Regions from separate parts of the Homo sapiens genome. Here region 1 is linked to region 2. A link is a loop called in an ENCODE intact Hi-C map of the cell type or tissue named here. Cell type or tissue: breast epithelium. All regions are shown on one strand. Links, peaks and the distances in the headings refer to the core of each region. The heading gives the core; the rest is flanking DNA. Region 1 overlaps CDH11 (cadherin 11). Region 2 overlaps LOC105371317 (a long non-coding RNA gene).

What was found. Peaks named below come from ENCODE experiments on the same cell type or tissue, not always from the same donor. Only the 100,000 strongest peaks of a DNase experiment are listed, where the experiment ranks them.
Region 1: a loop joins it to region 2, with 22 times the contacts of the local background. A loop is called at or near these places in 1 of 110 quality-filtered maps.

Annotation. Positions count from the first base shown.
Region 1 is chr16:64,981,053-64,983,971 of GRCh38, reverse strand. CDH11 (cadherin 11) reads left to right here. Exons shown (of 13, transcript NM_001797.4): 8 at 1,671-1,924. Among named protein-coding and RNA genes, the nearest start is that of CDH11, 140 kb to the left of the region's middle. In breast epithelium, for the core only: no CTCF peak of the experiment used is centred there; no DNase peak of the experiment used is centred there; H3K27ac peaks cover 16 bases.
Region 2 is chr16:66,249,447-66,252,365 of GRCh38, reverse strand. All of the region lies in intron 1 of LOC105371317 (a long non-coding RNA gene), which reads left to right. Among named protein-coding and RNA genes, the nearest start is that of CDH5, 120 kb to the left of the region's middle. In breast epithelium, for the core only: a CTCF peak has its summit at 1,263; a DNase peak (open chromatin) is centred at 1,265; H3K4me3 peaks cover 800 bases; H3K27ac peaks cover 2,164 bases.

The DNA of each region.
Region 1 (2,919 bases), core at 180-2,679, 1.3 Mb after region 2:
AGGTTCTCAGGCATATGCCTAAACCAAGTACAAAAGTTTCTGCTCTAGCAAGATCAACAGACTATGTGATATTAGAAAATTTCCACTTTTCTGATTATAAATTACCCAGTCTCAGAACTATCATATTCCAGTGTTTAATGCTATCTAATATTTGAAAGGATTTTTTAGAAGTTGCAGCAATCTTGTATGTTCAGCCTATAAATATCATTCCTTTCTGCTGCTCAGTAACCTAGCCAAGGATAAAGGAACTGCTGGGTCCCAGGATGATGGAAAGGCTGGGGGCAGATTTAGATTTAGGAAAAGGTAGTGTTTCCTGACTCTGGGAAGATGGAGGTGGGAAGATGATAGAAAAAGTATCAAGGATATTGAACTTGCTTAACCCTGTTGAAACTGGGATCATCAGCTTTAGTGTAGAGTACTGCAAAATTAGATCAGGAATAAGCCCCATGACTATATGCCCATTCAGAATAAGCGTTTGCCAGGCAAATGACAACAGCATGGCAGGCAGATGCTCGCCTTAAAAGATGAAACTCTTTCCAAACATTTGGTAGTTCAGCAACATCCAGAGCACTAATTAGAAAGTTGTTTCCCAGGCAGCCGGGCTTGTTTCTCTGCTACAATGTTACTTTCCATCCTTTGCTGACTGATTCACTGTAACTCCTCTCATTCAAAATTAGGCAGTGTTTACTATCAATTTCCCTATAACTACAGCCATTCAAATGCTACTACTCATTTTTTTTCTTTCATATTTGTGTAAAATTTTACTGCTTTCATTTGTTTTTCTTTAAATAGACCATCTTTAATATATATGCATTCTTTTTTTTTTTAAAAAAAGAAGCATTTTAAAAAAGGAAACATTTCCCTTATTATCTTGTCACTTGCCAAAAATAGAAGGTAACTTAAAAATAAATGCAATCAAACCAAAACGATGCCATTACATTCTAGCTAGAGTTGTATCATAATATCTCACAAAAGAGATTGTGAAGCAGAGCAGATGTGTTAAAACGGAGATGTTCTACTTGGTGTGTCAAGGATTTAAAGACTTGGAAAAGAAAGAATTATCTCACTATGTGAGTTAATATCATTTGACAACCTCACCTATCAAATTACCTATAAACCACCCTATGTCATCTTATGGGCCACTGCTGGTAAGAGTCCCAGACATTGGGAAACAACGTGGTCAGAAACTTTCAACATGAAGCTTTCAATATGATCAAGCTGGATGGTTGCGGGTGGGAGAGGTATGAAGCAGTCATCAAACAAGACATGCTTTTTGGCTGAAATTCAGTGGTATTTTTGTTACCAGGATTCTTAGTTTTCAGAATGAGGTACCAAATGTATTTTTGCAATGTTTTAATTCCCTTCCTTAGGTAATTCTTAGTGACTTATTTGGGCAACATTAGTGTTGCTATATAGAATAAGTTTCATTTTAGATGACGTGGTCTTTCTGTGTCTGTTGTGCTCTTCGAATGACCCATTAAGCACATTCTAGGTTTCAGCAATTGATTTGTGTGATTTTCTGACCAAATGGCTCAGGTAATTGGAAATTGAGTAGACTCTGATTTTCTCTCTTTGAGGAATATTCACTCGTCCCTATAAAACAATCGGGTCTTTCTCTTCCATTATTCTTTCAAGGAATTGGTTGTCAATCTTCTCTTCATTCTTGCCAGCCTGTAGATTTTGAAACCAAAAGAGCCTATAGCTTGAAGGTAGAGGCAGCCAACGTGCACATCGACCCGAAGTTTATCAGCAATGGCCCTTTCAAGGACACTGTGACCGTCAAGATCTCAGTAGAAGATGCTGATGAGCCCCCTATGTTCTTGGCCCCAAGTTACATCCACGAAGTCCAAGAAAATGCAGCTGCTGGCACCGTGGTTGGGAGAGTGCATGCCAAAGACCCTGATGCTGCCAACAGCCCGATAAGGTACAGACGGATTTATTTTAAGAGCTTGGATGGGGAATTTTAGAGTCAAGAGGTTCTGGGAAAGCCCTGTAGGAACCACGTTTTTCAATTTCAAAAAGGGTTCAAGTTTATCAGGTTCAATAGAATGTAAACAAGATTAAGATTTAGAAGACATGAGCTTCCCTTCACCTCTGTTCCTGACTTTTTGGATAGGATTGTTCAAGCTACATGACTTTGCTCTGGAGCAGATTCCCCCAGGCATACTAGGTGACGGAGCCCTGAGCTGGGCCTGTCTGCCTCAGGGGACTGTGGGGAAATATAAATAATTATTGTGAAATAATTATAGTAATTGCAATTTATTAAATACCTTCCCATTCTCTGGTTACTCTATGAGGAGGTTAGGTATGTGATCTAATCAATCCCCTCAACTTAATCGATGTATAAATTGCTAGTCCTTAAAATGAGAGGAAATTGGAGGCAATGCAAGACAAAGTGACTTGCCTGGAATGATACAGCCACCGAGCAGGAGGCAAGGAAAGCCAGCTCTGTCTAACTGCTGCTGAGTACTTTGTAAAAGTAGTAAAGTGTCCAAATAAATTTCAGGTGATTTTATTATTATGAATACCTTTTTTTGTGACAAAAAAAATGTGATCCAGAACTGTGGCTGGGCACCGTGGCTCACATCTGTAATCTCATCACTTTGGGAAGGCTAAGGCGGGTGGATCACCTAAGGTAAGGAGTTCGAACCCAGCCTTTACAATGTAATGAAACCCTGCCTCTACTAAAAATACAAAATTTAGCTGGGCATGGTGGCATGCACCTGTAATTCCAGCTCCTCAGGAGGCTGAGGCAGGACAATCGCTTGAACCCGAGAGGCAGAGGTTGCAGTAAGCCGAGATCAAGCCACTGCATTCTAGCCTGGGTGGCAGAGTGAGACCCTGTCTCAAAAAAAAAAAAAAAAAAAAAAAAAAGAAAGAAAGAAAGAAAAAGTGATCCAAAACTCTGCTTCTCCACTT
Region 2 (2,919 bases), core at 191-2,690:
CATGCCTGTAATCCCAGCGCTTTGGGAGGCCGAGAGGGGCTGATCACTTGAGGTCAGGAGTTCGAGACCAGCTTGGCCAGCATGGTGAAACCCTATCTCTGCTAAAAATACAAAAATTAGCCAGATGTGGTGATGGGTGCTAATAGTCCAGCTACTCGAGAGGCTGAGGCAAGAGAACCACTTGAACCCGGGAGGTGGAGTTTGCAGTGAGCCAAGATTGTGCCACTGCTCTCCAGCCTGGGCAACAGAGTGAAACTCTGTTAAAAAACAAACACACACAAAAAAACCACCACCACCACCAAAAAACAAACACAAATTTAGCTAAGAGGCCATAGGGCCACCCAGTCACTGACAGTTCTGAGAAATTTTTGTTTCTGCCCGAAGACATTGAATGTTCAAAATGTGACTACTGAAATGTAAATAAAAAATAGTAAGATTAAGGAATTTCTAAAACGAAATGACAGCATTGTTCCTGTCTAGATTTGTGACCCCCTCCCAACCCGCCAGTCGCAGCTTTGCTTCCTTCTAGTTTGAAAGCATCCCCAGAGAGAGCCCTCTCCCTCGCCCCTCCCTGTCCCTGCCTTTGCTGGGTGCAGATCCTCTGGATCTGGAAGCAGCATCAGAATCTGAGCATCCCGAGTTGCTTAGCAGCAGCTGGAAGAGATATGAGACCCCAGCATGGACCAAGGCCTTCTGAGGCTTGGACAAATGCTTCCAAAACAAACTGTGAAGTCTTTATTTATTGGATGACTTTATTTGGTGCTTCCTAGGTGCCAAATATCTCACTACATATCTTTCCCCCATTATCTAATCCTACCACCCAGCAATCCATGAGATCATCCCTCTCTGCATTCCCATTTTACAAATGAAAAAACAGGCTCACACAGGCAAAGTAATTTGCCCCAGGCCGCCTGGCCTGTTGGTGGCAGAACCGGGACTTGAACCCTGGCCCTTCTGACTGCAGAACACATCCACTTAACTGCCCTGGTAGCATGCCTTCTCCCAGAATATTCCAGACCGTGCAACCCAGCATTGCCATTTTGCTGACAGAGAAAAGGAGAGGCATAGTTTCAAGGTCCCCACCCAGAAGGTCAGCGGCATTGTTGGTTTGAATTTCAAGTCTGAGCCTGGGGCATGCAGACCAAAGCCAAGTGCAGGGGAACAATATCTGCTTTGTGCATTCTCCATCCCTGGAAGCATCAGGCATGCAGTCCGTTGGGATAGATCCTGCAGGCTTTAGGGAGCTCTCCACCAGGGAAATAGTTACAGAAAAACAATCCATTTGGTGCCAGTTGGAGAGGAAAATGCTGGTTGCTTTTTAATTTACCTTGTGAAATAGCTGCTGCTGGGACGGAGCTGTGGCCACGAGATCACGGGGCTAAGAGCCAGGCACTTTGGCGCTGGATCCCTCCTCTGGATAACATGGGGTGTTTGAGAACACTGTCTGGATGTTTCCTGTTGACACAACTTTGTAAAACTCTCTGAGCATTGTCAAGCACATTCAGGAGCCGGGGCTTTTTGCTTCAAGGCATGTTAATTACTCAGTGAACTAGCAGTGCAGTGGGAGAGGCAGGGTGGGGCTAAGGGGACATCAGCAGTCTGGCTGGAATGAAATGGCCCAGATGTTGTTGCTGCCCCCAGCCGTGCTCTGATACATCCGGCAAACATTCCAGGGCCAGTGCTGTCCAATGGAAACATAATGTGAGCCATGTATATAATTTTGAATTTTTTAGCAGCCACATTAAAAAAGAGAAGGAAACTGGTAGAATTCATTTAAAAATATATTTCATTTCATGTAATATATTCAAAATAGTATCATTTCAACATGTAATCAGTATAAAAACTATTTTTTTTTTTTTTGAGATGGGATCTTGCTCTGTCACCCAGGCTGGAGGGCAGTGGCGTGATCTCAGCTCACTGCAGCCTCCAACTCCCGGGCTCAAGCGATCCTCCCACCTCAGCCTCCTGAATAGCTGGGACTACAGGCTCAAGCCACCATACCTGGCTAATTTTTAATTTTTTTTATTTTTTGTGGAGACAGAGTCTCACTGTGTTGCCCAGGCTGGTCTCAAACTCCTGGCCTCAAGTAATCCTCCTGCCTTGGCCTTCCAAAGTGCTGGGATTACAGGCATGAACCACTGTGCCTGGCCTGTAAAGCTATTAATGAGTATTTTATATTCTTTTTATGGCACTCAATCTTGGACATCCAGTGTGCATTTTATACCTACAGCATGTTTCAGTGTGGACTAGCCACATTTCAAGTGCTCAGTGCTACAGGTGGTATTGCTTCTCTGCCTGTGGTGCAGCTCTTGCCATCCCTCTCTGCTGCTCAAAGACCTTCTGTGGCTCCCGACTTGCCTAACCTGTTGGAGTCAGTCATATACTGCAGTGATTTGTGTTTCGGACTTCCTCTCTCTCCACCACCAAGAAAGGTGGGTACCTTTAAGGAAGAAAAAGAGTTTTTATTATGGTGTCTATTAGGGGCATTTATTATGTATCTACTGTGGGTGCAAAGGGAAGGCTTTCCGGCTTTGCCCTCAGAAGATTTGCTGAAAAATCAACTCACAAAAAGGCAGATTACTAAGAGAAAAGGCAAACAAATTTATGACTACTGTGCACACAGTGAGAATCCCAGTGATTGATCAGTGGGATACAGATGCTTATATACCCTGCTTTCTTAGGGGAAAGGGAGATGGGGAAGTGTGGGTGATTTTAGGGGGATAGTAAGTGATTTTTCTGAGAATTCAGTGGGCTTGAAGAACATACAATAGCCTGCGACAAAATCGGTTGGGTCCGCAGAGCAAACAATGGTTTGTGACCAAAGTCTGTCTAGTAGGTGTGTAGACAGTCTTTGGTTTTCCTTCCTGTGATATGGGTTCAGTTAGTGAAATTTCAGGGAAGGGATCAGAGGTAATTGTT